2 separate regions of the Homo sapiens genome follow, and region 1 is linked to region 2. Evidence: chromatin loops called from intact Hi-C (ENCODE). Cell type or tissue: B cell. All regions are shown on one strand. Each heading gives the region's core, and the rest is flanking DNA. Links, peaks and the distances in the headings are about the cores only. Region 1 has its middle 7.7 kb from the start of LINC00548. Region 2 has its middle 99 kb from the start of LINC00548.

Region 1 (10,982 bases), core at 7,611-10,110, 93 kb after region 2:
TGCTCACTGCTGTTCCTTTCTCCTTCACTCTCTGCTTCATGGCTTAGCAGCTGCATGGCTAATTATTTTATTTTCCCCTCCTAAAACTTCTTGGATGTCTCTCATTACCTCTCTCTTGTTTCTTCCTGACCCATCTACTCAGGGCACCATCCAATTCCTACAGAAAAGTCTCCCACTCTCCCTCCCATGCTCAGGATCCAGAGAACCAGGAAAGACCGGGGTAGAACTTCTCTTGGATCTTGGGCTAGAGGCATAGCAGGTTTTGGGCTCTTGGTTCCTGGAGTCTTCGATGCTTAATCTCTCCACATAAATTGGCTGTCCTTGACTACTGCACGGCCCGTCAGGGGTGTGATCATCCATCTGATAAAGAAGAGGCCAAGGCGAGGAAGAGTCCTGATCTCTCTGCATGTCTAACAGTGGGATTGGGATGGCGTGGTCAAGTGGCCCCCAGATAACAAAAGCCAGCGGTTCTCAATCCTGGTATATTTCAGAATTCTCCAAGATATTTTAAAAACATTTAAATTCCTGGGCCCCACTCCTGGGATTCTGACCTTATTGGGCTGGGTTGATGTCGGGTGTCAGTATTTTTTCATAAGCTGTGGGCTAGTTTGAGAGGCACTGCTGTTCCACCTTCCTTGGGTAGGGTCTTAAAGAGTGTCAAATCGCCAAACCCCTATCTCCAAGACAGTGGGTATGCTACTTCCTGAATTCAAATTCTAGAGTCCATGTAAAAGGGAGCAGGATAATCTCATGTTTGCTGATCCAATGGGGGAAGGCCAGTGTGAATGAAAGTGTTGGGGAAAATGCAATTTGGCTGCTGCCTGGCACATGCAGTGGCTTATTAACTGCTAACTAAGTGTTGCCTGAGAGTGCTCCCGGAGGGGCTGGCTGTAATGAAAAAGATGGAGGAATCCGGCTCATTTGTAATTATACATTAGTACAGCTGAAGTGCTGCTCACACCTACAGCTCTCCTTACTGAGTGTCTCTGAGGCCAGTCTCTGTGCTGGGGGCAAACTCTCCATTGCGTATTCAATTATGTTGTGTCTCTAGCTAATAGCTTTTAGATTTGCCTAATTCTTCTGCAGGGGAACACCTCTGGAATGGCTACTATTTGTGTGTCTGTCTTAATTACCCTTTTCCTTAAGAGGAGAATGGGAACTGCCACTCTTAGCTGAGCTGATTGAGGCTGTGGGGAGAGGAGGAGCTGAGGACTCCTGCCTGTGGAATCCCAAACCTCTGCTGCTTCCAGCTGTCCCCATCAAACTGGCCTCAAAGACAAGTCAACATGCCTGTCTTTCCTTGCTCACAGTGGAAGCCACAAGTCCTCTTTGTGCCCTTAGACATCATCTCCAACTATGGCAACAGATGGAGAAGGAAAGATTTTTTAAAGGGACACTTGTGCAGTGGCTGTGATGCCCCATAAAGAATCTAGGGTATCAGGGCTGAGAGATCCGAAATGTCACCTAGCCTGGAGTTATATATTCGAATGTGTATGCAGCCCCGCCTAATGGAACTTTTTGCGGCAATGAAAACGTTCTAAAGCTGTGTCCCGTGCGGTGGCCACCAGCTGCCTGTGACCCTTGAGCACTTGAAATGGCTAGTGTGACTGAAGAACTGAATTTTAAAGTTTATTTAATTTTAATTAATTTAAACTTAAATGTAAGTAGCCCCATGTAGCTAGGAGCTACTGGATTGGATGGGCACAGTAGGTCTCTATAGAGTCAGGCAGAGCAGGTCAATGTTTGAGGTGAGCTGGGGGCTCAGATAAGCTCCCACTCAGGATGTGGTAGGGACTCGTGTCCTGTCTAAAGAACGACTCCTCACAACTGCAACAAACAGTTGCCATCTAGGAAGGCGATAGGCTTAGGGATGAGATATTCTAATTTTTTAAGAGAAGACAACAATTTAGATTTTTATTTGAAATCTACTGAGTTTTAAATGTTGGAAACTATTCAAAAATTGTAAATCACTTGTGACTTTTCTTCTAGTACAACTCCATTTTACTGGCGAGGAAACTGAGACTCAGGGAAATTCCAAGTCTTCTCCAAGGCTATGAAGGAAATGAGTGAGCCAGGCTTCCCTGGTTTAGGATTCTAGGTCTACCCTCTCATCTTGAAATCAGTATCCATATTAGTTCTGTATATTCTCATTCTAGACAGTATCTATTTTTATCCTCCAGACACTTTTCTTTTGTCAGACTGACAGAGTTTATCCACTCGTCTTATTCTTCCAGGAAGCAGGAATCTTGCCCAAGCATCTGAAGTACCCCCGTGGGAGAAGAGAGAGAATCTTTGCTCTTTGATTTAGGGGGCTGGAAGCAGTCTGTCTAGAGGTCTAAAATTTCTTTGAAGTCTCATATTTTATCTTTAAAAAAAAAACCCATGCAAACTTGGCAGCCTATTCTTTAATATATTTGTGCTTATTTAATATTAAGACAAAATTCCCCTTCAAATCTAGTAAAACTGAAGTTTTAAAGAGAAGCAACAGTTTTATCTCGTGGTTTCATGAGTCATCTGGCCCACAGCTCCTATCATTGGGCACCTCAGACTCCAGTTTGAAAAGTGCTGATGATGCATGGCAAACGATTTTAATGGTCGATTTAAAGTTATCTGCCATTCCCACTTACCATCATTTAACAGCTAGAGAGGAGACTTCTTGCTTGGGAATGTCAGGATTTCTAGTCATTTCCAGGAAGATGTGAGCAGTTTGGGGGCATGAACTTGGATCCTGTCTTATTATCCTTGAATTTAAAATATGTCAAGGGCATAAATACAGAGATAGGGTAAAGCAGAGACTATAACCAGGAGCAAAGAGAGATCAATCAGTCCCTGGCTGTTTGAATGCCATTGTTTTCCAAGGCTGCTTTTGTCTTCAAAGGAAAAGACACAGCAGATGTTATGGAAGTCATGAGGAAGGAAACTGTGCTGTGGGGAGATAGTAAAAATGGATGTAGGTCATCTTTCCATAGCATGTTCTTTAGGCAGGTCAATGTGGGGAGTGTTGTGATGGATATTCTAGTGCATGGACATATACCTTGAAGGGGGAAGCTGGGATCAAAGGTAGGCCACTGTCACAAAGAGAAGCCATGAGCTTTTAGTCCTGGGTCGGTTTTGTTGCTCTGTGGCTTCTCGGTGAACCAACTTATTATCTATGTATTTTGCGTTATCTCCTTTTTATCTCAAAGACTTCTAGTCAGTTAAAGGATGTAAAGAAAAGTTCAAGAATCCTGACAGTGAGTTTGTAGCTCGTCATGGCTTAAGAGAGGTAGTAGCAGAAAAGCAGTAGCAATGTAGCCTGAGCATTTTCTGCTTAGAGGAGAGGTGAGGAAAATGTGGGAGGCTTTGCATGTCTATTGTCCTCCTCCACAGTGATTGACGCAGGACGCAGTGCCTCGTGGGTTGTCCTGAGTGATTGATCTTACAGGGTTGCTCTGAACGGATCTTTGGGTCCCTTCGGTCTCCTTCCTATATTTTGTTTTATGGTTTGGTTTTAAATCTTGAATTCATCAGATGACATCCTCAAACTCCTAGATAGTTTCAACTATCACTCTTCCAAATTCTTGTGTCCCCAAAACATCACCCCCATATTTTGAATTGCCTACCAAATACATCCTCCCTATTGAGATAACATAAGCATCTCAAAGGTAAAATTTGCTAAACAGAATTTGTTGTGTTTCTCCCAAACCTGTTCTATATCTTACACATTTTCTCTCAGAAAGTAGTGAAACTGGCTCACTCAGTTTCTCAAGTTAGATAATCCTTCACCATCTTTGCTTTCTCTTCTTTCTCTCCTACCACATTCAATTTGTTGCCTGTCTTGCCAAATTTCTCCTTATATGTCTGGTAACATTCTCACTGCTATGATTTGATTCATATCATTATCATGTCCTGTCTAGACTATTGCTATGGCCTTTACACTGTGTTTTTTTTTTTCTTCTGACCATTTCTCTCTTTCATATCTGGGGTGACTTTAACACCATCTTCCTGAAATTATTATTATTTTTTTTAAGATTCAATATAGCCATCTCTTGCTTCCAATTCCATGTTGACCCCTGCTGCTCTAGGATAAGGTGTACATTCTTTGTAAATGTTGCAAGATTTGTCCCAGACTGAGTCCAATCTAGTTGTCCAGCCCATACTTTTGCCAGTTTTCACCTACATACTCGACAATCAAGCCAGCAGAACTGCTCGCCATTCCTCAAAGCTGGCATCCCATTTTGTGGCTCTAGAGGCATTTTCCCCTCTGTCCAGGATGCTCCTTCTTTTCTTTTTATTTTCTATTCATCTTCCAAGTCCAGTTTCAAAAGTCAACTCCTTTTAAAATTTTCCACAACACCATTAATCTGGATTAGGTATCCTGTCTCTTGTACCCTCCAATGCTTTGTCTATGACTCTTTTACAACAGTGATGTTTTGTAATTTATGGGTTTAAAATTTATCTGTGTTCTCTAATAGATGGTGAGATACCGAAGACACATACCTTGTTCATCTCTGTCTCCAGGGTCTGGCAACAGTTTTACTAGTCAACTGTGAATTCCTTTAGAGGAGGGATCACATCTTGTATATTATTGTGTCATCATTGCCGAGCATAAGTGCTCTCTAAATATTTATTAACTCAATGAATCAGCAATCCCCAGAAATCAAATGTAGTGATATCTAAGTCTCTCTCTGTCCCCTCCATTTTGTGGCCTTGGAAAGTTATAAGTCACTGCTGGGAACCAAGACTTCTAAAGTCCATCATGGTGCCACACTTTCTGTGTTTGTTTTATTTATACCCAGAAATTATACTAAGAATAATGATAGCTATATTTATTGAGGGCCTGGCATGCGTCAAGTTTTGCATTAAATATTACCTCATCCAATTAGCATTTCTTTAAAGGCAGCTATGATTGAACTGAGGGCTATCATCAGAAAAACCCTGGAATTTATTTAAAATTACCTTGTGCACATCTGAAAGTCTCAAATTATTGTTTGAGCCCCGCAGACATTACACCACTAATCCTTTTCTAATGATCTCATCTTAAGAAACAGCACTGGCAGGAGGACTGTGGAGCCTCCCCTCTAAAGACGTAATGAGCAGATGTGAGTATTTACATAATATCTCAGAATGATTTCAGGGCATTTTAGACAAAATATACAACCACTTAGATTGCTGTCATTGCAGTTATCTCATCACTCTTCAAAATTAAATGGAGACGGAAATGGAAAAAGCAAAAATCTAGGAGTTTTTGGATGTGTTGCACTTGGTTGAGCTACTTAAATGCTTTGGGTTTGTACCCAAGTGCCACAATTAGGAAATTTGGCTCATAGAAAATGCAACCATTAACGCTTCGAGCAAGATATCAAAAACTGATCTGAGGTAGAAACAACTAGATTCCAGAGATCATTTTGAAAATGGCTGCTACTTCACATTTATGGTGGTAGAGAACTGTCACTCCTAGGGTGAGATAAGTTGCCTAATTACCTGTTTCTGACTCATACGCTATTTTTGTTTAGTATTTTATTTCTATCTCTTTTTTTAACTTCACAAATTGGATATCACATTTAGTATTTTGTACCTTAAAATATTTACCCATATGTTTATTATTTTCTTTACTTCTGATTTCTTCTTGAGAACCATTTAATTCCTTTTGAGATCATTTTCTTCTTCCTGAAATTCATCCTTTAGAAGTTCCTGTACTGAGTGTTTGTTGGTAAAAATCTCTCAGGTTTTTCTTATTTGAAAAAATGTGTTAATTTCACCCTCATATTTGAAGGAGAGTTTTTCTGGGTTGACAATGACTTTCTCTCAGTGTTGTTGCTGTTCATGAATTAGCTGTTGAGCTAATATTGTTTGTAGGTTATCTGTCTTTTTCTCTGAGTACTTCTTTGTCTTTTGTGATTCTGCATTCTCATTGGGTGTGTATGGGTGAAGATTTCATTAGGAAATCTTGATGTTCATTGGGCTTTATGAATCCGAGGATCATTGTCATTAATCAGCTCTGGAAGGTCTCATTCATGATCTCTTTGTCTCACCTTCCCCATTCTCACCATTATCTCCTGTGGTGCTCCCTTTAGATGTATGTTAGAACTTTCCCCTCAATCCTCCTTGCCTTTTAACCTCTCCTTAGTATTTTTTATCTTTTTGTCACTGTATACATTTTGCATATTGGGTAATTTCTTTTCTTTTCTTTTTTTTTTGAGACAAAGTCTTGCTCTCTCACCCAGGTTGGAGTGCAATGGCGCGATCTTGGCTCACTGCAACCTCTGCCTCTTGGGTTCAAGTGATTCTTCTGCCTTAGCCTCCAGAATAGCTGGGATTACAGGTGCCTGCCACCACGCCTGGCTAATTTTTGTATTTTTAGTAGAGACAGGGTTTCACCATGTTGGTCAGGCTGTCTTGAACTCCTGACCTCAGGTGATCCACCTGCCTCGACCTCTCAAAGTACTGGGATTACAGGCATGAGCCACCCCACCTGGCCCATTTTGGGTAATTTCTTCAGCTTGATATTTGACTTTACAAATTTTCTCTGTAGTTCTGACTAGTTACTTTAGCTTTTGTTTCTCAAATTTCTAACTGATATTTTTATCAAAATCTGTCTGATTGTATTTGGTAGTCTCTTTTTCTCTGCCAACTTTTCTATACGATGTTTCTTTTTCATTGTTATAAAAACATGAAATTAATTATCCTCAATACATTTTTAGGGTAGAGTGTATTGTTAACTATAAGCACAATGTTGTCCAGCAGACCTCTAGAACTTTTTAATCTTGCCACCTTTTACCTTCATGTTTTATTTTACTTTATGTTTTGTTTAAGGCTAATCGAGTGAAGCAGTGGGAGTGGAAAAAGAACAAAGACATTTGTAACTGGTTGTAATTGATTAGTTGTAAACACCACTGCACTCAATTGGACCAGCCGCCGCCTTTCAGTTTTTAAACATATCAAACAAACATATCTTACATTCTCATCTGATAATCCTGTTCCTGTATTCTTATATGGTCTGGTTTTGCAATTTATTGGTTCTATTGATCCTTCTCATGGTGACTTGTTTTCTTTCGTGTTTTGGGATCTCTCTATCTCTGTCTCTGTCTCTGTAAACACCAGTTACTAGAACTTTATTGCAGCAATTTTCTGAGACATGGGTTGAAGTCTATTCCTTTTTAACTGCGTGTTTGTCTTGCATTTTTGGAATGAATTCCAGCCCCCAAACCTCTTAAGTGTAGGCTTTGGATAGATATTCTCTGAGGAGATGTTTTTCCTACTGATGCTCCCCGCCATCAAGGGCCAAGAATGAGACAGACTTATATCCAGCTTCTTCTTCGGTAGATTTTATTTTTTAAGTTCAGTTTTTGAGAGCGTTTCCCTTCTGAGGTCCTGTTGTTTGTTTGTTGCCAGGGTTCAGTCTGACTTTTCATCTCTAGCTGAGGCATTGTCTCCTGTCTTTTAGGCACAGAGCCAGTTAAAACCCAGGCTCGAGGTATCCAGTGGTCTTCAGACAACACAGGACAGCACTGGCTCCAATTGTAGCTTACCTCCCTGCGCTCATATCTTCTCACTGTTTCCAGCCTCTCAGAATTGTCCTTACTTCCTGCCAGCTCTGCCATACGTATCAAAACATATTTTAAAGGTATTCAGTGTTTCAGATATCTCTGGATCTCTAGTTAGCCATATTTCCCGGAGCAGAAATTTCAAGAGTGACTCCTTCCATGTCTGATTAATACGATAGTTGTCTTTACCATCTCAAAGCTGAGAAGCGCATGCATCAACAGGAGAAGTGATTTTCTTGATAAGTAATCAGTGTCTACACCAGATCCTGCGCCAGGATCCTAGGTATCACCTTAGCTGACAAGGCAGCAGCATTTGTACTAGCTCAGATGCTGAAGATATACAAAAGGCAGATGATGACCTTGCTTCATACTTCTTTGAGAACACAGAGTTAATTAGATAGGAAATCCCTCATCTTCTCCCTGCCAAATCTGCCAACACACCTGCTTCTGTGCTCACATCTTCACTGCCCTGCCTTCTGGTTCCGTGGGTGAACTTTCTGCTTTTACCCAAGTCAGCCTTTTCTCCTTGCACTTTGGGTCCCTTCCTTCTCACTATGTCCTGGATTTCCTCCTTGCATTTATCCATTTTATTTGCTGCCTCACTATTTCTGTCTCTCCACTGTATTTTATCCTTATCACTAGTGTTCCCACTTAAGAAATTCCTCCCTATGACCCCACCTCCACCTCCAGCTACTACTTGCATCTGCTGCTCTTTGTAGCAACTAATTGAAAATTTATTGAAGCCATGGTCTCTACTCCTTTTTTCCATGTTTTATCTTCAACCATTCCAACTGGGTTTCCATCTCTTCCAATTGCTCATGTCAACATCACCTTTGTGTCATCAAGACCAGTGATCACCAATCAGTCCTTTCCATGCTTGACCTCTGCCAGCATTTGGCACCACTAACTAACTATTCTTTCTCCTTGAAACACTTTCTTTTGCGGCTTGCATGGTATCCCCCACCCTGCTGGTTTTCCTCCTACCATGAAAGCATCCTCTGTTCTTAATTCCTCCTCCTCTGCTGGACCTTTAAGTTTTGTCGTGCTCTGGGTTCTGGGCTAGATTCCCCTTCTCTTCTCTGCCTACACACACCCCAGGGTGATGCTGTATTCCAATGGCTTTTAATGCTAATCATGGTCAATGACTTTCAAATCTGTATCTTCATTGGTTAATGGGTACCATGTATGTTATTTGGATACCCTAAAAGCCCTGACTTGACCACTGTACAATCTACACATGTAACAAAATTGCACATGTACTTCATAAATTTGTGCACATAAAAAAATAAAATCTCTGCTCTTCCCCTAAGCAGCCTGAGGTGATCTGTTAAAATGGTTCATTATTCATTTGAGCCAGAAAACTCCACAAAATCATGCAAATCAAGAGGTTCAAATCTTCTTGTTCACTTTAAGAACTCTCGTGCTCTGCCCGTACATGAACATTCCCTGACACATTGAAATGATCCTCACTGAAAAGGAACAATCGGCTCTTAAACCAGAAGAGGAGGTTGCACAGAAGAAAAAGATATCCCAGAAGAAACTAAAGAAACAAAAACTATGGCATGGGAATAAATTCAGCATAAAATAAATGCAAATAAAAGTTAAAAAAAATCTGTATCTACAACTTCAATCTTTCACCCAGGGACCCCCGGCATCCCCAATACCCAGAATAGTGTCTGGAATATAGTGCAGAGGCGTGAATACTGAGAACACAAGAATCAGAAGACCAAACAGATCATCTCGAAAACTCTAAGTCTGAAGCAAGAAGTGCTTCCAATCAGGCAAAATGATGGTACATTTTAGGATTACTGCCCCTCACCTGGCACATGCTGGCATCTTCAAAGACTTAATGGCAAAAATCCATGAAGTTCTTGGTATCCCTTAAAAGAAAAAATTCAACCTAAGTCTTCTCTTCTATAAAGCTTGAAAACTGACTGGTTCAATCTACTGTTCCTTTAAGTACCCAATGTTTTATTACATAATAAATTACTTAGCAGGTAAAAGAAATTCACAAACCCTGGGGCAATCCCCAGCAGAGCACTGAGGGAGCAAATATTTTTCAAAATCTGGACTGCTTTATTTTCAAAAAAGAAAGAAGTGTATATGTATGTGATTATGTGTGTGTTTGTGTCTCTGTATGCATGTGTCTCTGCACATGTGTCTATGTGTGTGTATGTGTGTGTGTGTGTGTGTGTGCGCGCACACATGCATCAGGGGAGAGGTGGTGGTATGGAGTGGGGAGGGGGCACTGACTGCCACATCAGTGGAGGAAGGACGGGGAAGATAATCTTCCTTACAAAGGCAAAACCTGTCCAGTGTCATGTCTGGGAGGGAAAATACAGATTGCTTCAGATATAAAATCAGGCCCTGGAATCGCAAGGCCTACAGAAGATTAATTAATGTCATGCCCACTTCAACCCAAGGCGCTCTCAGATGGAGTCCTGCAGGGGTCCCCATTAGGCCTGGGCTTATTTGAATTCTGGCTAATGATCTGGAGGAGGGTGTTGCCAGTCCACTAATGACTCTGAATCACATTAATTTTGAGGGCTTAAATCATCAGCATAGACTGCAAAAGAATGCACATTGTATTAACTTTCTATTGCTGCTGTAACACATTACCACAATTTAATGGTTTAAAACAATGTGTATTTATTATCTTACAGTTGTGCAGGTCAGAAATCTGACAAGGGTCTTGCTGGGCTAAATTCAGGGTGTCGAGGGGGCTGCATTCCTCTCTGGAGGCCTTAGGGAAGGACTTCTTTCCCCACCCTTTCCAGCATCTGCAGATCTCTGTCTGGTCCTTACAAATAGCCTGCTACATTTTGGGACCAGGACTGGGACATCAACTCTTTCTGACGCTGTTGTCTCTCTTGGGCTCTCTGCAGCCAGGAAAGCCTCTTACCTCACCAGGGCCCTTATGATTATATTACACCCACTCATTTAATCTAGGACACTGTCCCATCTCAATGTCCTTAACCTCAGTTGCATCTGCTGAGGTTTGCCATGTGTGGTGACTATATCTACACGTCCTAGGGATTAGAATGAGGTTATCTTTGTGGGGTGGCAGCATTCTTCTGTTCACTGCACAGGTAAAGGGATTAGAAATCAGAGCCAGGTAAAACTCCATCCCCCAGATGGAAATGAATGCAAAAGGGAAAATGGCTGATCCAAGCTGCTGGGATTCAGCAGGCCAAGAATAAGGAGAAACTGGAGACGCACTGCAAGCAGAGAACTGAGACACATTTCAACTGTGAGCAGGAAGCCAGCCATGTAAGTACCTTTCTGGGCTTGGCCCAGAGAACCCATTCTGGGGAAAGGTAAGGGCCAGGCCATTGCTTCAAGAGTCTATGAATATTCATCTTAGTGTTTGTGTTTAGTTCCAAATCCAAAGTTGGACTAATGTGTCTTAAATAATAAATTATTTCCTTGCGTAGGGTGTCTTGGAAGGAGACTTCA
Region 2 (17,708 bases), core at 9,128-11,627:
TACCCATAAAAATGTGTACATATGTTCAACAAAAGACAGGTGCAAGAGTTTTCACAGTGGCAATAATTTTGGCCCTAACTGGAGGCAACATAAATACCCATTAACAATAGAATGAATAAGTTAACTGTGGCATATTCATGCAATGGAATACAATGTAGCAATGAGAATTAACTAACTACAGTGACATGTAACAATATGGATGACTCTCCCAAACGTCACTGAGTGAGAAAAGGGATACACAAAGAATATAAACAAAGGCAGACACCATTAATCCATCCTCTTAGGAATTAGGGTAGGGGTTACCCCCTGGGGAATGGGGCAACAGGGGGTTTCCTTCTTGATTTGGTTGGAGATTCAACTGAACATGTTCGCTTTATGAAAACTCATTGAGTATATTTTCTGTATGTTTACTTCAATAAAGTCAACTAAAATCTCACTATATTCTTATACATAAACTTTTTTGTTGTCGTTGTGGCTCTGTCACCCAGGCTGGAGTGCACTGGTGAGATCTTAGCTCATGGCAACCTCCACTTCCCAGGCTCAAGCAATCCTCCTACCTCAGCCTCCTGGGTAGCTGGGACTGTAGGCACATGCCACCACACCTGGCTAAGTGTTTGTACTTTTTGGAGAGATGGAGTTTCCTGGGCATCATGATGCCCAGGCTGGTCTCAAACTCCTGGGCTCAAGCAATCTACCCGCCTTAGCTTCCCAAAGTACTGGCATTACTGGTGTGAGCCATTGTGCCTGACCATACATAAACTTTCAAGACAACTGTTGTTGCCTTGTCCTTTTGTCTGGCGAAAATGTGGCTTTGAGAATTGTTATGGGCTGACTTGTGTGTTCCCAAAATTCATATATTGAAACTCTCATCCCCTGTGGCTCAGGATGTGACTGTGTTTGGAAATCGAACCTTGGAGGAGGTAATTAAGTTAACATACGGTTATTAGGGTGGGCCCTAGTTTCACGGGACAGAGACACACATAGAGAAAAGGATGACTGTGTGAAAACACAGTGAGAAGGTGGCCACCTCCAAATCAAAGAGGAAGGTCTCTGAAAAAACCCAACCTGCTGAACCTGAATCTTGGACATCCAGCCTCCAGGATTGTGAGAAAATAAATTTCTGTTGTTTAAGTCATCTCATCTGTGGTATTTTGTAATGGTAGCCCTAGAAAACCAACAAAAATTGAGGAAATTTTGTTCAACATTGTACATGGAATAAGCAGCTGAGCAGGACTTGAATATCTGCCATCTGACTTCAAATTCTACAGTATTGCCACTGCCCCCAGTGTTTTATCTTTCTATGAGAAATTGATGGTGGTGCCATGAGGCAGCAAAGGAGAGTGCCATCTCCATGGATCAACCACTGCTCTAAAGAGGACATGTGTGGCTGGGCATGGGGGCTCACACATATAATCCCAGCACCTTGGGAGGCTGAGGTGGGCAGATCACCTGAGGTCAGAAGTTTGAGCCTGACCAACATGGAGAAACCCCGTCTCTACTAAAAATACAAAATTAGCTGTGTGCGGTGGTGCATGCCTGTAATCCCAGCTACTCGGGAGGCTGAGGCAGGAGAATCACTTGAACCTGGGAGGCAGAGGTTGCAGTGAGCTGAGATCGCGCCATTGCATTCCAGCCTGGGCAACAAGAGTGAAACTCCATCTCAAAAAAAAAAAAAAAAAAGGACACGTGTGTGAGGACCCAGGCCACTTTACAAAAAAAAAACAAAGCATCCTTTCCTTTGCTTGCTGGGGTGTGATGGGTTTGATAACTGTCGTATTCAGAGAAGGAGACTTGCTGGAGAAAGAAAATTTCTCTTCCCCAAAACTTACAACTTTTCAGTGAGCAGTAGTGTTTAGTAATTAATTATCACTGGTTGTTACAAGTCATGCCAGTTTTCTGAAACATCCTGGGAAATGTCTATGGGTGATAGTAATGCTATTTCCTGTTCCTCTTGTTACTTGCATCCTCACAGATTTGGACTTCTGGGAGCTGAAATATTTTGTTTTTACATTTATCTGTTCCCAGCAATATTATAATGTTCTCAGTTTAAGGGCTTACATATTAGGGCTTCCTCTGGATGTTAAAACATCTGTTTCTAACTCTCAAGAGAAAGGAAAAACACCCAACTTTTAATTATAAATACAACAAAATAAAATGTATGTGGACCAGACCACCTTCTGGAATTCTCCTGATAAACAGGTAGATTAAAGGGATGTGAAAGAGATTTGGAGTATAAGCAAGGAAAATTATCCCCTGAGGTCTTAATTTATTCTACTTTGGAGGATGTACTCAATTTTCTTTCAGTTCAGCAAAATTAGTTGAGAATCTATTCCTTTTTGGATATCGTTTCGCAAACAGCATGGAGGAAGTAGTCTTTTCTGTTACAAATGTATGAGCTTGTATGGATAAGTAGATAAGTGGCTCCACCTCTGATTTACACAGTTTACTGCCTTCAGAGAGTTTTCAGGATGTGACATAGGAAGGAAGAACCCAGGAGGGGACTGGTGGGTTTCCTGAGTTGAGAAGACAGACTGCTGAAATGTTTCCAGGCAGACCATGGCAGCTAGAGTTCAGAGGGCAGAGCACAAGAGACGAGATTGCTGCATAGAAAGAGAACTCCAGAGATCTGCAGAGGGTCCTGCTTGAGGATTCAGGTGAGTGTGGACAAGTTATATGCATATGAGGAAGTGCACCTGAAGTTAGGGAAAGAACCATGGAAGAGGATTAGAGAAAACAATGCCCAGTGTTCACATAGGGCCAGGAGTAATGACTGTTTACACCAGCCAGACTAGAAGAAAATCCATGACACATGGGGCATTAGATAGAGTACTGAGACAAATAATCAGTTGCAGATTGAGCATTGCTTGGGTCCTGTCTAACAAATCTTACAAGCAAGACCTCAAAAGATAAATCTTCCAAGTACTGTAACTGTATATCAGAATAACATATAAGAATATTTATAGAAATACAAAAATACCCAGCAACATTATAAAATTCACAATGTCAGGTATCCAATAAAAATTACCAAGCATGAAAAGAAGCTGTAAAATACAAAATGAGAATTAAAAACACACTTATTTTTGTTAAGATTAAGTGTGAAATTGACACACATAATCCAGAACTGATATAGATGCTAAAATTAGCAGACAAGAACATTAAAACTGTTATTATAATTTTATTCAATACATTGAAAACGGTAATTAGAGACACGAAAGATATAAAATCCCTAAATCAAAATTCTAGAGATGCAAGCTACAATATCTGAGATGACAAGTACAGCAGATAGAATTTATGGTAGATTACACATTACAAAAGTAAATATGAGAAACTTGGAGGCATAGATATAGAAACTATCCAAAATGAAACACAGAGAGAAAATAGACTGAAAAAAAGAGCCCTAGTGTACTGTAGAACAATGGCTAAAAGTTTTCTAAATTTGATGAAAACTATAAACTCACAGATCCAAAGTTCAATGAACCCAAAGAACAAGACACGCAATAAAAACTACAAGTTAGACTATAGTTGCTCAAAATTAATTAGAAAGAACACATCTTAACAGCAGCCAGAGAAAAAAGACACATCACATACACAAGGACAAAGATAAGGATGGCAGAAGGTATCTTCTTGGAAATTATTCAGATAAGAAGATAGTGGAGCAATATCTTTAAAGTACTAAAAGGAAGAAACAAACCTGTCCACCTAGAATTCTATACTCCAGAAAAATCTCTTTAAAAAATCAAGGCAAAGAAAAGACCTTTTCATACATACAAGAGTTGAAACAACTAATTGCCCGCATATCCACATTACAAAAAATTTTAAAAGAAGATTTTCAAGCAGAGGAAAATAATATCAAATGGAAGCCTGGTTCTACACAGAGGAATAAAGAGCACCAGAAATTTACAAGGGCAAAGATATAAGATTTTTCTTCTTATTGTTGTTGAAATCTGTTCAAAAGATAATTCGCATCTTAAACAAAAATAACAATGTATTGTGGATTTTATTACATGCATAAAATTAAAATGTATGACAGCAAATTAGAACATAAGTGAAAGAAAGAAAATAATAAAGATCAGAATGAAAATCAGTGAAGTAGAAAACAAAAAAGTGACAGCAAAAAGCAATGAAACCAAAAGTTGGTTTTTTGAGATAATCAATAAATTGATAAACCTATAAACAGACTGGTCTTGAAAAAAAGAAAGAAGACACTTATTACCAATATCAAGAATGAGAAAGATGACATCACTGGAGATATTAACAGAATAACAAGGAAATATATAAACAACTTTATGCCAATAAATTTGACAACTTAATTGAAATGAGAAAACTCCTTGAAAGGCAGAAATTACCAGGCTGGGCATGGTGGCTCACGCCTGTAATCCCAGCACTTTGGGAAGCCGAGGTGGGTAGATCACCTCAGGTCAGGAGTTGAAGACTAGCCTGGCCAATGTGGTGAAACCCCGTCTCTACTAAAAATACAAAAATTAGCCAGGTGTGGTGGTGGGCACCTGTAATCCCAGCTACTTGGGAGGCTGAGGCAGGAGAATCACTTGAACCCGGGAGGTGAAGGTTGTAGTGAGCTGAGATCATGCCATTGCACTCCAACCTGGGTAACAGGAGCAAAACTCTGTCTCAAAAAAAAAAAAAAAAAAAAAAAAAAAAAAAAAAAAAAAAAAAAAAGGGCAGAAATTACCAAAGCTCACTCCAGAAGAAATAGATAACCTGCATAGCCATATTAAATTTGTAGTTTAGAAATCTTCCTATAAGGAAAACTTTCTTGGAAATTCTTCCAAACATTTAAATAAGCAATAATACCAATTCTACGTAACAATTCTCTTCCAGTATATTGAAGTGAAAGAAATATATGCTAACTCATTCAATGAGACCAGCATTATCCAGATACCAAACCCAAGAAGACATCACAAGAAAAGAAAACTATAGACCAAAATCACTCATGCAGATAGATGCAAAACGTTTAAATCCAACAATGTATAAAAGGGATAATACATCAGGGCCCAAGAATGCTGGCTTAACATTAAAAAAAATCAATCAATTTAATTCACCATATTAAAAAACTAAAAAGGCATCGCAAGGTCAGGAGATCGAGACCATCCTGGCTAACATGGTGAAACCCCCTCTCTACTAAAAATCGAAAAATTAGCCGGGCATGGTGGCGGGCACCTGTAGTCCCAGCTACTCAGAAGACTGAGGCAGGAGAACGGCATGAACCTGGGAGGCGGAGCTTGCAGTGAGCTGAGATCGCGCCACTGCACTCCAGCCTGGGCAACAGAGCCAGACTCCATCTCAAAAAAAAAAAAAAAAAAAAAAAAAAAACAAACTAAAAAGGCAAAACCACATTATCATCTCAATAGATATAGGAAAAAAGCACAGGATACAATCCAAACCCAATGTTGAAAAACGCTCTTGATAAACTAAGAGTAGAATGGAACTTCCTCAACCAGGTAAAAAGCATCTATGGAAACCAATAGATAATGTTATATAAAATTAACTTAAAATAGACCAGATACCTGAATGTAAGGTCTGAAACAATGAAACACCTAGAAGAAAACATGGGAGAAACTGTAGCTGACCTCAGAATGGGGAAAAAAAACCACAAGAATTGCCCAACTGGAATGATGCTGCCATCTTTGGAAAAGTAAAGATTGGAGGTAGCTCCACAAACAAGAGTTTCTTGTGCCGCCTCTCCACAGAGGCCCTTCAAAATGCATTATTTTTTCTTTGTACTCTGTACTTAACATTCCTTGTAAACCGTAGCATGTCTCTATCAAGGTAAAACAGCCAGTGTAGGTTAAATTTCAAGGGAACCAATCATTGTTAACGACTGTGGTGACTGTGGTAGTATACAATGTGCAGAGAATATGACCCACTGGAGGTACTGTACCTGGACAATAGGCTGTACACAAGCAGCACAGCAGGGCCTTTATACCTGAAGTAGGATAGGTTCTGACATTTGGATTTCAGTGCTTTGTCCATCACAGGCAAGGCCAGCAGTTCAACACAGTATATGTCGGGGAAGTGGAGCCTGTGTGAAGAACACATATTTTATATCATACTATGTGCCAGGCACTATTAAGCACTTTATATCTATTATGTTATTCATATAAGATCCGGTGTTATAGGTATTATTATTTTCATGTTAAGCTCATGGAAGTTACATAATTTGTCCAAGGTCAACAACTGGTAACAGCTGGTGCTCAGGGTTGTCTTATCATTGTGGTTCTACATTTTTAAAATCTTTTCCATTTTATCAACTGTCTCCATAAGATCAAAAAATATTTTGCTAGGTTGCAAAGAATGGTATGCATATCTCTCTAGGACTTGAAGAGCATGAGCCCAGAAAAACTCTACCCCTTTATGAAAGGGCAGTTGTTAAAAAGGCTTGGCAAATCCCCAGCCTCCTAAGTGTTTGGGGGCCATACATCTCCTAAGTGTTTGGGGGCCATACATCTCCTAACTGTCTGGGGGCCATACATCTGCTAAAATGGGATACCTGGAATGTATTCCGTATGAGTGTTTCTTAGCAAAAAGATGTAAAGGTGACCCCATCTTTGGCCTTGAAATGAAAGAGATTTATGAGCAAATATGGTGTGGGTGTTGATTCCATTTGGACTCAGCATCACAAAGCTAGGTAGAGGTGACGAAAAACAACAAATCATGGTGCTACAGAAGAATTTTGTGACTCTTTCAGGCAATTCATTTCTAATGGCAGCTTATCTACTGAATAGATTTTCAATACTGATGGAAGTAGTCTCCTCTGGCATTGCTTGCAAAGTCAATTCTGACACACGTGGAGAAGGAGAAGTGAATCAAGCCCCTGTGATTTTAAGCAGAGGGGGGAGCCATTCCTGTTGTGGTAATATTACAGATTCCCATAAAATAATACCTTTGGCTAAAAGTTTCATTGTCCTAGAGCTTTCAAAGTGATCACACATTGCCTAGTTGTTCTTACATAAAAGTACAAGCTAACGCATAAATAGATGAAAACATTTTTCCTCCTTACTGGTTTTATTATCTCATAGTATGTCCAGTGAAACATTTTTAAATGGACCTTACTATCTTTTTTTTTTTTTTTTTTGAGACGGACTCTCACTGTGTCGCCCAGGCTGGAGTTCAATGGCACGATCTCAGCTCACTGCAACCTCCACCTCCCAGGTTCAAGCGATTCTCCTGCCTCAGCCTCCCAAGTAGGTGGGACTACAGGCACGTGCCACCACGCCCGCTAATTTTTTGTATTTTTAGTAGAGACAGGGTTTCACTGTGTTAGCCAGGATGGTCTTGATCTCCTGACCTCATGATCCACCCGCCTCTGCCTTCCAATGTGCTGGGATTACAGGCATGAGCCACTGCGCCCGGCTGGGCCCTTACTTTTTTTAAAAAACATTTTTTAAATCAAGGCTTTCAAAAATACAGCAGAGACAATCCTTATCCAGATTTTCTTCATTTATCTCATCTTTTTTCCTCTTCCATGAACATCTTTATCTCTATCTACTTGAAAGATCTTTTTCAGTGAAAATCATTTTCGAACCTTTTAACAAAGGTCCCTGGTGATTATAATAAACTTAACACTCTTATGAGATAGTTAAAGCTCTGTTCAATGTAGATTCAGCCTCCCTTTGTAGCTCCCAATATGCTCCTACATGAATTCTATGTCATAGACCATTTCAACTACTTACAGTCCCTGAATACATACTGAAAATTTCTGCCCCTGCTTATGTCATGCTTTCTGGCTGGAATGTCTTCCTTCATCCTATTTCTGGCAGGGAAAGTTGTACTCATTGGGGAGACCCTGGCTATCTGTTCATCTAATGGCTAGACTACAGTTAGACTACATTTCCCAGCCTCCCTTGCAGTTAGGTGTGGGTGTAATTGATTTACACCACTTCCAGGTAACCACATTCATTCTTCACTTGCTCACTTCCTCTGTCCATAAACTGTGCATAAACTGCATGCAAATATCAGGACAACTAAGCTGTGCATTTCAAATATTGATGATGGCAGAATCATCATCTGTCTTGTTCCTAAAAGATGGAGTGGCACAGAGCCTCTCTCTCTATGATTTTGAAGTTTTTATGCATTAGAAAAAATTACTTTTGACAGTCCAGTTTGCTAGGCCTTCTTTAAATGCTAATATTCCTACAGTTCCCTCCTTGGCCACTGTTCTACTCACTCTGTATTCCCCTTATCAGGTGTTGCCTTTCCCCTGGCTTTAGTTTCATTGAGAGGCCACCCCAGCCTCTCTGCCTGCTGCTAATACGTCACCTTTTGCATAGATAATTTTGTCAGCCTCCTAACTGCTTTCCCAGCCTGTAATATATCCCCAAACAGTGACAGCCATCATCTGTCATAAAGCCCCATGTGGTGTGTGGCCACCCCTCCCCATTCCCAGCACGCGTTTATTTATTTAATGTGCCATTGCTATAGCAGAGTCCAGTCTCCTCTGTGTGGCTCTCCTACTGGCCCTGCCTTCCTTTCCTGTCTCCCATCTTGCTCCCATTCTCTTGTACTCTTTGTTTTAATCAAACTGAATTACTTTCCTTGACTGTGCTGTCCCTCACTGCAGGTCTCTGTATGTGCTACATTTATTCAGTATGCTCTGTACTTACTCTTCCAGGAAGCCTTCCTTGACCTCCACTCTCATTCAGACTGGGTTAGGAGTCCTCTTCAATGCTGGAGAATCACCCTGTATCTCCTTTACCATACTCCTTAATACACTTACTTGTAACTACTTTTCAATTTCTCTGCTTCTCTAATGAAGATGGTATTATGGTCTAAATGGTGCTCCCCCACCCTCAAATTCCTATGTTGAAGTCCCAATCTTCAGAAACTCAAAATGTTACAGAATTTGTAGATAAGGTCTTCAAAGTGGTGATTAAGTTCATATGAAGCCCTTAGGGTGGGGCCCTAATCCAAAAGGACTGGCGTCCTTATAAGAAGAGGGAGAGGTACCAGGGGTAGGTAGGTATGCACAGAGAAAAGACCATGGGAGGACATAGCAAGAAGGCAGTTATCTGCAAGCCAACAAGATGCCCCAGAGAAAATAACCTGCTGTCATCTGGATCTTGGACTTCCAGCCTCCAGAATGGTGAGAAAATAAATTTCTATTGTTTCAGCTACCCAGTCTGTGGTGTTTATTATGGCAGCCCATGCAAAATAATACAGATAGTGAACAATTTGAGGAAAAGATCGTCTTGTTTCTCTTGGGATCCTTATCATAAACCCTAAACCTGTCATATAGTAAAGGCAAAATACATGTTTATGAAATCTCTCAATTGATTAATTCATTGATTGATCAATAAATAAACAAATTTGACATTGATAAGTAAATAAGATACAGTTTTGAGGAAGTTACTTTGATATGGTAAATTGGAACCCTATTATGCAAGAACTTGTAAATCACAGATGCTCAGGAAAAATTTGTTGGTTGGAGAATGATAGGGTCATATCACAGCACTGTTTTGTATTTATAGGAGGTTTTCTCTAAGACAAAAATGGCTCTGGATTCTATTAATACATCCCTCTGCAGTGAAAAGCACTAATCATTGGGATTTTTCTGGGGAGAGACCAGAGGTGAGGGAGGGGACACACAGCTTGCCCAGAACCTGTGTGAGCCACTGGCCCAGCTGGCATGGAGAGGGACACCGGAGTGTTCTTGCTGGCTGGCAGAGTGCCAAGTCCTACAGCTACTGCTTGTAGATAATCCTTACAAAGCTCTCATGAGATGACTTGGCCGTACTTGCTCCAGAATGACAATAGCACCTGGAAGGCACATTCAGGGATTATGCAATGGAGGTCAAGAAATGGCAGATTTGAGAAAAGAAAGATCAGCTCATCAGGGTTTATATAACAGCAATCAACAGGACACAAAGTGAAGGCAGGGTCAATCAGACATCCAGATTTTTCTATCCACAAATGTGACAATATCTGAAAACTTCTGGACGGTAAGTAGAAAAGCTTGTGTTTTTTCACATATGTGGCACATTTGGGCAAACCTGAGCTAGGAACAGGCTTGTTCTTAGTTCCTAGTTCCTCCCTCAGAAGGGAGCAGGTTCACTGTTGTCATATTCTTCGAAGGATTTCACTGGATGGGAAGTGGCTAGATTTGGCTGGGGCTGTGGTTTAAGAGGCACACATGCATATGCAAATAAGCACACATGAAGTTGGAGGCTGCTTGTGTGGCTCCAGGAGTACAGTGTGCCAGGACTTCCAGAGAGAAGAAGACCCCCCTCTGGACTGAAAAAAGGGCCCTGCAGCAGCCTACTAAACCAACAGTGTTCAGGGCATTGAACCAGCCCACACCTGTGCACAGCTGGTGACAAGCATCGGTCATTAGCATCAGTAGTGATGAGAGAACACTGTAGGATAATGTGCTCAGGGAAAGAATGCAGGTAGACTCAAGCCAGTGGTGAATGTGTTGATAGTCACGGTGGTTGCTATGGATAGGGATCAGGAGACAAGGTTAAATTTCAGTTCTTAGGGAGCAGGTATCATCTGCAGTAAACAAAGAGGGCTTGCTAGGAAACAGGGCTGTGGTTGACAGCCAGCACATGTTGCTGTTGATTCGTGGAGTTGTGGGCTCACTGGACTTGAGAGGGTCCTGAGACCAGATTAAGTGATGCTGTCACTCATATTCATTCACTTGACCAATATTCATTGAATGCTTTAATGCATGGATCAAGAACTACACTAGTTGGTGGAAATTAAATAGCAAAAAATAGGAAATCTTGTCTCCTGATCTAGCCTAGTGGAGGATATGGAGAAAATGAGGCGGCCGGGCGCGGTGGCTCACGCCTGTAATCCCAGCACTTTGGGAGGCCGAGAAGGGTGGATCACGAGGTCAGGAGATCGAGACCATCCTGGCTAACACGGTGAAACCCCGTCTCTACTAAAAAAAAAAATACAAAAATTAGCCGGGCATGGTGGCGCGCGCCTGTAGTCCCAGCTACACGGGAGGCTGAGGCAGGAGAATGGCGTGAACCCGGGAGGCGGAGCTTGCAGTGAGTCGAGATCGCGCCACTGCACTCCAGCCTGGGCGACAGAGCGAAACTCCATCTCAAAAAAAAAAAAAAAAAAAAAAAAAAAAAAAAGAAAATGAGGCCATTGCAGTGTAGCATCCTCCAGGCTCCTAAAGGGGCAGCAAGCTGGGCAACGAGAGCTCACGTGGGCCTGATGGGCAGATGCTCTCCTCACTCTCTAAAGGAAGTGAGGCCCACAGGGAGATCTGAAGGACGAGAGGAACTGAGCCAGAGGGAAAAAGGAGGGCTAAAGTGTTTACTACAAGAGGGGACAATGGCTGTACAGTGGCTCAGAAGAGTCAATAGTTCTCAAAGGCTGGAATATTCGGTGGTAGAAACAAGGCAGAAGTAACCTGGCCGGGTACTGGTGAGGCTCGTTTCTCCTGGTGGTGAGGACGATGAGCCGGCAGGCTGGGTCTGTGGAGCTGATGCTCAGAACACAGAGCAAGGTGAGAGGCAGAGATTGGGGAATCACTCACATGCAGCTATTAATCAAAGGCCTGAGGGTGAATAAATCCTCCCCCCCCGGCCCCCCTAGAGAGTGTCTGGGGTGAGAAGTGAAATCCCAAGAAACCCTGACATTTAAGGAATGGGCAGAGTCCCAGGAGCACCCAAGGCCAACAGAGGCAGAGAGTTGGGAGGGAAACCAGGAGGGGTGGCAGTGAGTGTCCTAACAGGACAGCAGGTTTTAAGAACAAGGCCGTGACTGACGTTGGAAATGGGGTTGAGAAATCGAGTAAAACCAAAACAGAGAAAAGGGTCTACTCAGCACCCCGGGATGGCAGGTGACCTTGATCAGAGGCTTCCTGATGATTCAGGCATGGGGAGGGGAGTAGAGGACTGAGTAGGAGGTAAGAAAACAGCGTGGCCAGCTTTTCTAAGCCCTTTGGCATGATGGCAAGACAGAGGTGGGTTGGAACTGGAAGACGTTGGTGCGGAAGCACATTTTTAAGATGGAAGAGATGAGAGTATATTTGAATCTTACTGAGGGCAACAGAAGGCTAAAATATTTCGGCACAGGTAGGGGTGGCTTCCTCTGTTTAGGTCTGCTGTGGCTTCTGAGAAGAGCGAGTGGAAGATGTGTCCTGTATTATGGCAAATCCAGAACCCATTTAGATGTGTGCGGGGGCAAGGGACTGAGCTCTGGGAGCAGACGGTGGGGGCTGAGTCCTGCCACTTGCATATCCTGGCTGTGTGATCTTCAGCACACCACTTAATCTCTCTGAGCCTCAGTTTCTTCATCTGCAACAATAAAATCTACCTCGTAAAGCTATTTTAAAAATGAAATGCAATGGTGTACGTAAAGCTGTCAGCACAGTGCCTGGTGAACGTGCATCTACGTCTAGCTTTCTTATCAGTTGTTCCACGTCAGAAGGATGGCTGCCTGTCTGTAGCCTGTCCATTCAGTGGAGATGCTGGGAGCCTCCTCCAGGTGTCCGCCTCTATCTTGAAAAGGATGAGGGCTCATTGTCTGCGCTCTGCTAAGGTCTCTTTCCCAGTCCCAGATGCAGTGTGCAGCTCCCTGTTGATCTCCAGGATGTCAAGGCTGTATTTGCTGCATGGAGAGCCTCTGGCAGAGCCCAGCTGCTGGCAGCACACCTACAGGAAACAGCGTAGCAGGACTGGGTGACACCTCAGGGGAAACCCAGCTTCATGACTCTTTGCGGGAAGCTCAGCCTCCTTTTTTTTTTTCTGCTTTTTTTTCTGCAGGCAGGAATCTGCTTTCTGCAGGCAGGATGGAGCTCCTGGAACACTATATGCTACTTCTGAGATTTCTTCTTTGTTTTTGAACGTCACCACCATGTCTCTAGTGTGATGTAATAAGAAGGGATCACCCGGCGGAGGAAAAGGATTCCTCATTTTCTAAACCAGATACTATGTTTCTTTCTCTTTTGCTTTCTGCTCTCTACTTCCTTCCAGTTGAGACTGTGGCTGTCTTTTTTCCCCCTCCCATTAGAGAGTTCAGTGGGCTTTTCCCCACTGGAATCAGATAGAGACTCTGGGATGGAGCTGGGGGATTTGCTGATAGTCTGGTGAACCTGAGAGGAAAACGAAGCTCAGGTCACACAGCAAGTAACAGAGTGGCCAGTCCAGGACTCAAAACTCAGGCCTCCTGACTCCTGGCCCAGTGCTCTTTTCAAAGCGTCCTTCCATAAACGATGAGGATTTTAGTAATCCATCCATCTCCCTGCAGCCTCCCTGAATGTTACAAATATTAATATACTCATCTGATACACCTTGCACACCTCCTGTGAGGCAGATCCTTTCTAGGCACTGGGGACTTATCAGCAAAACAGAAATAAATCCCTGCTCTTAAGGGGCTTATGGTTGAGTGATGGGAGACAGATAATAACCACAATAAACAAATAAATGATAGATTTTCCACAATGTCTCTCCAGGGAACATTTTCTCAACAGAATGGTTCTTGATTTTTTAAAGCCCAAACTCCATAAAATGTATATGCCTTTCTATACAATGTTTTTGAGTCAATGATTATATAGAAAAACGTGTATATTTATGACCACCTAGCTCAGTACAACATTTCAACAAAACGATTTGCCGAAATAGTCTTGAGTTCCATTCTAAATACTGTACATTTTCTTGAAAGGCATGTTGAGTGTCAGCATGGGGTGTGTGTCTTGGTGGTTGTTAGAACTAAGAGGGGAGCCACTGCAGGTCATCAAGCAACTCTTTGTTACAAACATGAATTTTTTGGTGACCAGGAAGCCATGCTTGAGGCATTTTACATTCTAACATGAGAGTTCATTATTTATATACAGATAGATAGGTGTTTTGCTGTATATTAGTTACATTTAAAAATTTGATTGAGAGTCTTGGGTGGTGGATGTGAAACATTGTAGCTTTTCCCAGGTAAAGTCATAGGAAAGACTCTGAGTTAGAGTTTTTGTGCAGAAGACTGATTTTCAAGAATCTCTTCTTGATGTTAAGTATGTGGTTGGAAGGTGAGAGGTGTTGGAAAATACTAGACCTGAATTTGTTCAGAGTCTCATAGCAATGCCTGGTTGAGACTCTGGTCTCAGCCTTAGTGTCCCCATGGGTGACAGGTCCCGTTTGTGGGGGGAGCTAGCACAGGAAATGACCAAAGAGTCAGATCCATTTAGGTGGACACCCTGGCTATGAACTTGTCCTTCCCTTGGCTCAGTAATGATGACCATGACCACTTGCAAAATAACTTCAGCAGGAAATGCAAAGTGATTCTCTCATTGAGTTCAATGTGAATCACTTGCCAGGAGAGGTGGCTCAATTCCATGAGCGTTTTCTTTTTTTTTGAATGGTAACTGTGGAATGGTAGGAAGCGTCCCACAAAGGATTTCCTTTGGTCATTGTTTTTTTTTTTTTTTTTTTTTTTTTTTGCTGAGGAAAAATATGTTATTGGGGAGGGATAAGAATCTCCCTCCCTTTGTGAGTTCTGTGATTCAGAGTTTAAAAGGCCAGTGACAGGATCTGGGTCACAGCGTTGGTTTCCTTCTTATGTGAGACCTTGTGCTTCATACGTCTGTCCCTTTAAATATTGGGACTGGAGCTCCATATTCTGTCTCATGTTTATACTTGGTCACATGGTGAAAGGTGGATTCCTTGAAGCTAGACTCTGTACTAAGGGAAATACCATGCATTGGAATAACCCAATCCTGCATTTTAACTTGTAGAGTTAAAAGGTCACTTCTTCCTACATCCTTCCTAAGCAGAAGAACCCCCGCTCCCCGCCCACTCCTAGTGACAGCTGAGTGAGGCCGGTGTGCTCCCAGCCTATCTGATCCTGTGTGGGTATATTTGCCAGGGTTTTCCAGAGACAGAACCAATGGCATGTGTGTATGTATAGAAAGAGATTTATTTTGAAGAACTGACTCACAGGATTACGGAGGCCGGCAAGTCCAAAGTCTGCAGGATGAAGGCCCAGAAGCAGCCAATGCTGCGGTTCAAGTCTGCAGGCCGTCTGCTGACAGAGTTCCTTTTTGCTCATCAGTCCTTTGTTTTATTCAGGCCTGCAAATGATTAGATGAGGCCCTCCCACATTAGAGAGGGTGATGTGCTTTACTCAAAGTCCACCAATTTAAATGTAAGTCTCATCCAAAAATCCCCCCACAGAAACATCCAGTATAATGTTAACAAGATAGTTGGGCCCCACAGCCCAACCAAACTGACATAAAATTAGCCATCAAGGTGGGGTTCAGCAACTAAAATATTATATGTACTAATGTTCAGCAACTAAACCACACACACACACACACACACACACACACACACACACACACACACGAATTAGACTCTCCCTCTGTGGAAGGAAAGGAAGGGCAGGCCTTGAGTGAGGACAGCCTCTTCTCGCTCCTTTCTGCCTAGGATGGGCAAGGGCTATGGCACCTGGGCTATGGCTGATTAAGAGCAGCCTTGGCTACAGAGACTTTAAAAGCTGGTGTTAGCCAGTTGCAGCCCGCCTGCAGCCCTAGATTTGTGTAGGGAAGAAAGGCAAATAGCAGATGTATGTGTATGAAGAGTGCACACACACACACACACACACACACACGTGGGAGGCAGAGTAACAGAATGGTTGGTGGTGTACAGAGTATATGGGGTATGGAGCCGCTCTGCCTGGTTGGAATGCCAGCTTATGCTAGACTTGCTGTGTAACTGTGGGCAAGCTACTTAACCTCTCTCTGCTCAGTTCCCTCATCAAATTAGGGAGGGAATTCATACATCCTAGGCTGTGAGGATTAAATGAGGTAGTAGCTGTAAAGTGCCTATAAGATCGCCTGACACATAAGTCCTGGACGATATCAGTTCTCGTTATTATCCTTATCATGTACACAATGCTCATCAACTGTCTATGTTCACATATTACACATGGTTATTGGTAAGCAAACACAACCTATACTTCTGGCAAATACACATACAGTGGGAATTTTATGCCAAAATCTTTCTAATGTATGCTTGCAGGGGCCATGCTGGATATTGCTTCATAAAAAGATATTTTTTGGTACTTTATTAACAAAATTCCATTGGATAGAATCCAGGTCATATTCACTCTAAATTAAATTAATGTTTTCTTTTCTTTTTTTTTTTTTTTTTTTTAAAACAGTGTTACAGCAAGATGCCCGCATGGCATTGGAGTAAATATAGCATTTTGGGCTTGTGAGGATCATTTGCAGCCAGACAGCCTTTCTGCTGGGGAGGGGAGAGTGCAGGAGGTCCCACCCTTGGTTGTCGCACACTCGGTGAGCATGTCGCTAGCCACCTGAGGCTCAGGTGTGCCTGAGGCTGCTGGAGCTGGCGCGGATAATGATAGCTGGTGGGCTTCAGTGTGAGCTGGCTCCTTCTCTCTGATAAATGGCTCCACAGATGCTGCCAGCTTCATGCTCAATTAATCCCAGCTGAATTGATCATCCAGTTATAAAGAAAAGCATTAGCAATAAAGCAAAACTTCCCAAAGAGCTTTTATGGGGAGGAGGAAAGGAAGTGAATTGGTTTTTTTCTTTAATTTTTTTTTTAAAGAAATTAAGATGATGAACTGTGTTTGAAAAGAAACCAGCGCCAGCCTTCTCTCTACCCAGCTGACTCAACCCTAAGGGGGTGGGATAATAAGTAATTTTTTTTTCACCTAGTTATCTCAGGAATCTTCGAAAGAAAATATTTTTTAAATAAGCAAGCACATATAAAGCTTAGCATGTGCCAGACTTTATTTTAAGCTGAGGAACTTTACATACACTGTATCAACTCATTTAGCTTTCTGACAATGTGGTGAGGCAGCCATTTTACAGATGAGGAAACTGGAAAGAGATGAAGTCACTTGGCCTGGATCACAAGTGGCTGAGCTGAGATCCACAGCCTGTGCTCTGGGCCATTTGCTGAATGAGTTCTGTGACTGTGTGGCCATCAGGACAGATTCCTACTGGGTCAGTCCCCTTCTCTGCCTCACCTTTAAGTCAGGTGCTCATTGTCTTATTCCTAAAATCTCACATTCATATTTGTAATACCACAGGCACGTGCTTTAAAAAGGTAACAGTGTCATGTAATACACATGTAATACATGTTTATTTTAGGGAAAAAAAGCAACAACAGAAAATGCTGAGAAGGAAACAGAAGAAAATATTAATTACTTGTATTCCTCAACCTATGATTGCCCTTGTTAACATTTTGGTACAGTTCCTTCTAGGTTTTTTTTTTTTTTTGTATGACATCCTTTCCTTTTAAGCAGTAATGAACTCATACAATGCATAGTATTTTGTAACTTGATTTTTTTTTCACTCAACAGTGGAGTGTAAATGCCTTTCCATTTAAATATAAATACATTTCTATAACATTATTTTCAGTTTGTAAAAAGTATTCCACCATATGGATATGCTACAATTTACTCAGCTAATCCTTTTTGTTTTGGACAACTGTTTCCAAATTTTGAAATTAGAAATAATGCTATTATGCAAATAACTGATAAGTGTATGAGGTGGTGCCTATGTTAATTAGCTTGATTTAGCCGTTCCACAATGTGTACATGTTCCAAAACATCATGTTTTATGCCATAGATACATACAATTCTTATTTGTTAATTAAAAATATAAATAAATAAATTTAAAAAATAAGGCTACTGTGAACATTCTTGTAGTATAATCCATATGTATATTAAAAATATTCAAATTAAATTACTAGTGGTATTAATTCTTAGTA

The links. Hi-C counts contacts between places; a loop is a spot of excess contacts. Peaks named below come from ENCODE experiments on the same cell type or tissue, not always from the same donor. Only the 100,000 strongest peaks of a DNase experiment are listed, where the experiment ranks them.
Region 1: it touches region 2 in a loop (1.9-fold over the local background); 1 of 110 quality-filtered maps calls a loop at or near these places.

The regions. Positions count from the first base shown.
Region 1 is chr13:40,222,741-40,233,722 of GRCh38, reverse strand. It overlaps the pseudogene RPL17P51 and the pseudogene RNY3P9. Among named protein-coding and RNA genes, the nearest start is that of LINC00548, 7.7 kb to the right of the region's middle. In B cell, for the core only: no CTCF peak of the experiment used is centred there; no DNase peak of the experiment used is centred there.
Region 2 is chr13:40,310,565-40,328,272 of GRCh38, reverse strand. No RefSeq gene overlaps it. Among named protein-coding and RNA genes, the nearest start is that of LINC00548, 99 kb to the right of the region's middle. RefSeq lists a silencer at 10,227-10,521. In B cell, for the core only: no CTCF peak of the experiment used is centred there; DNase peaks (open chromatin) are centred at 9,732 and 10,112.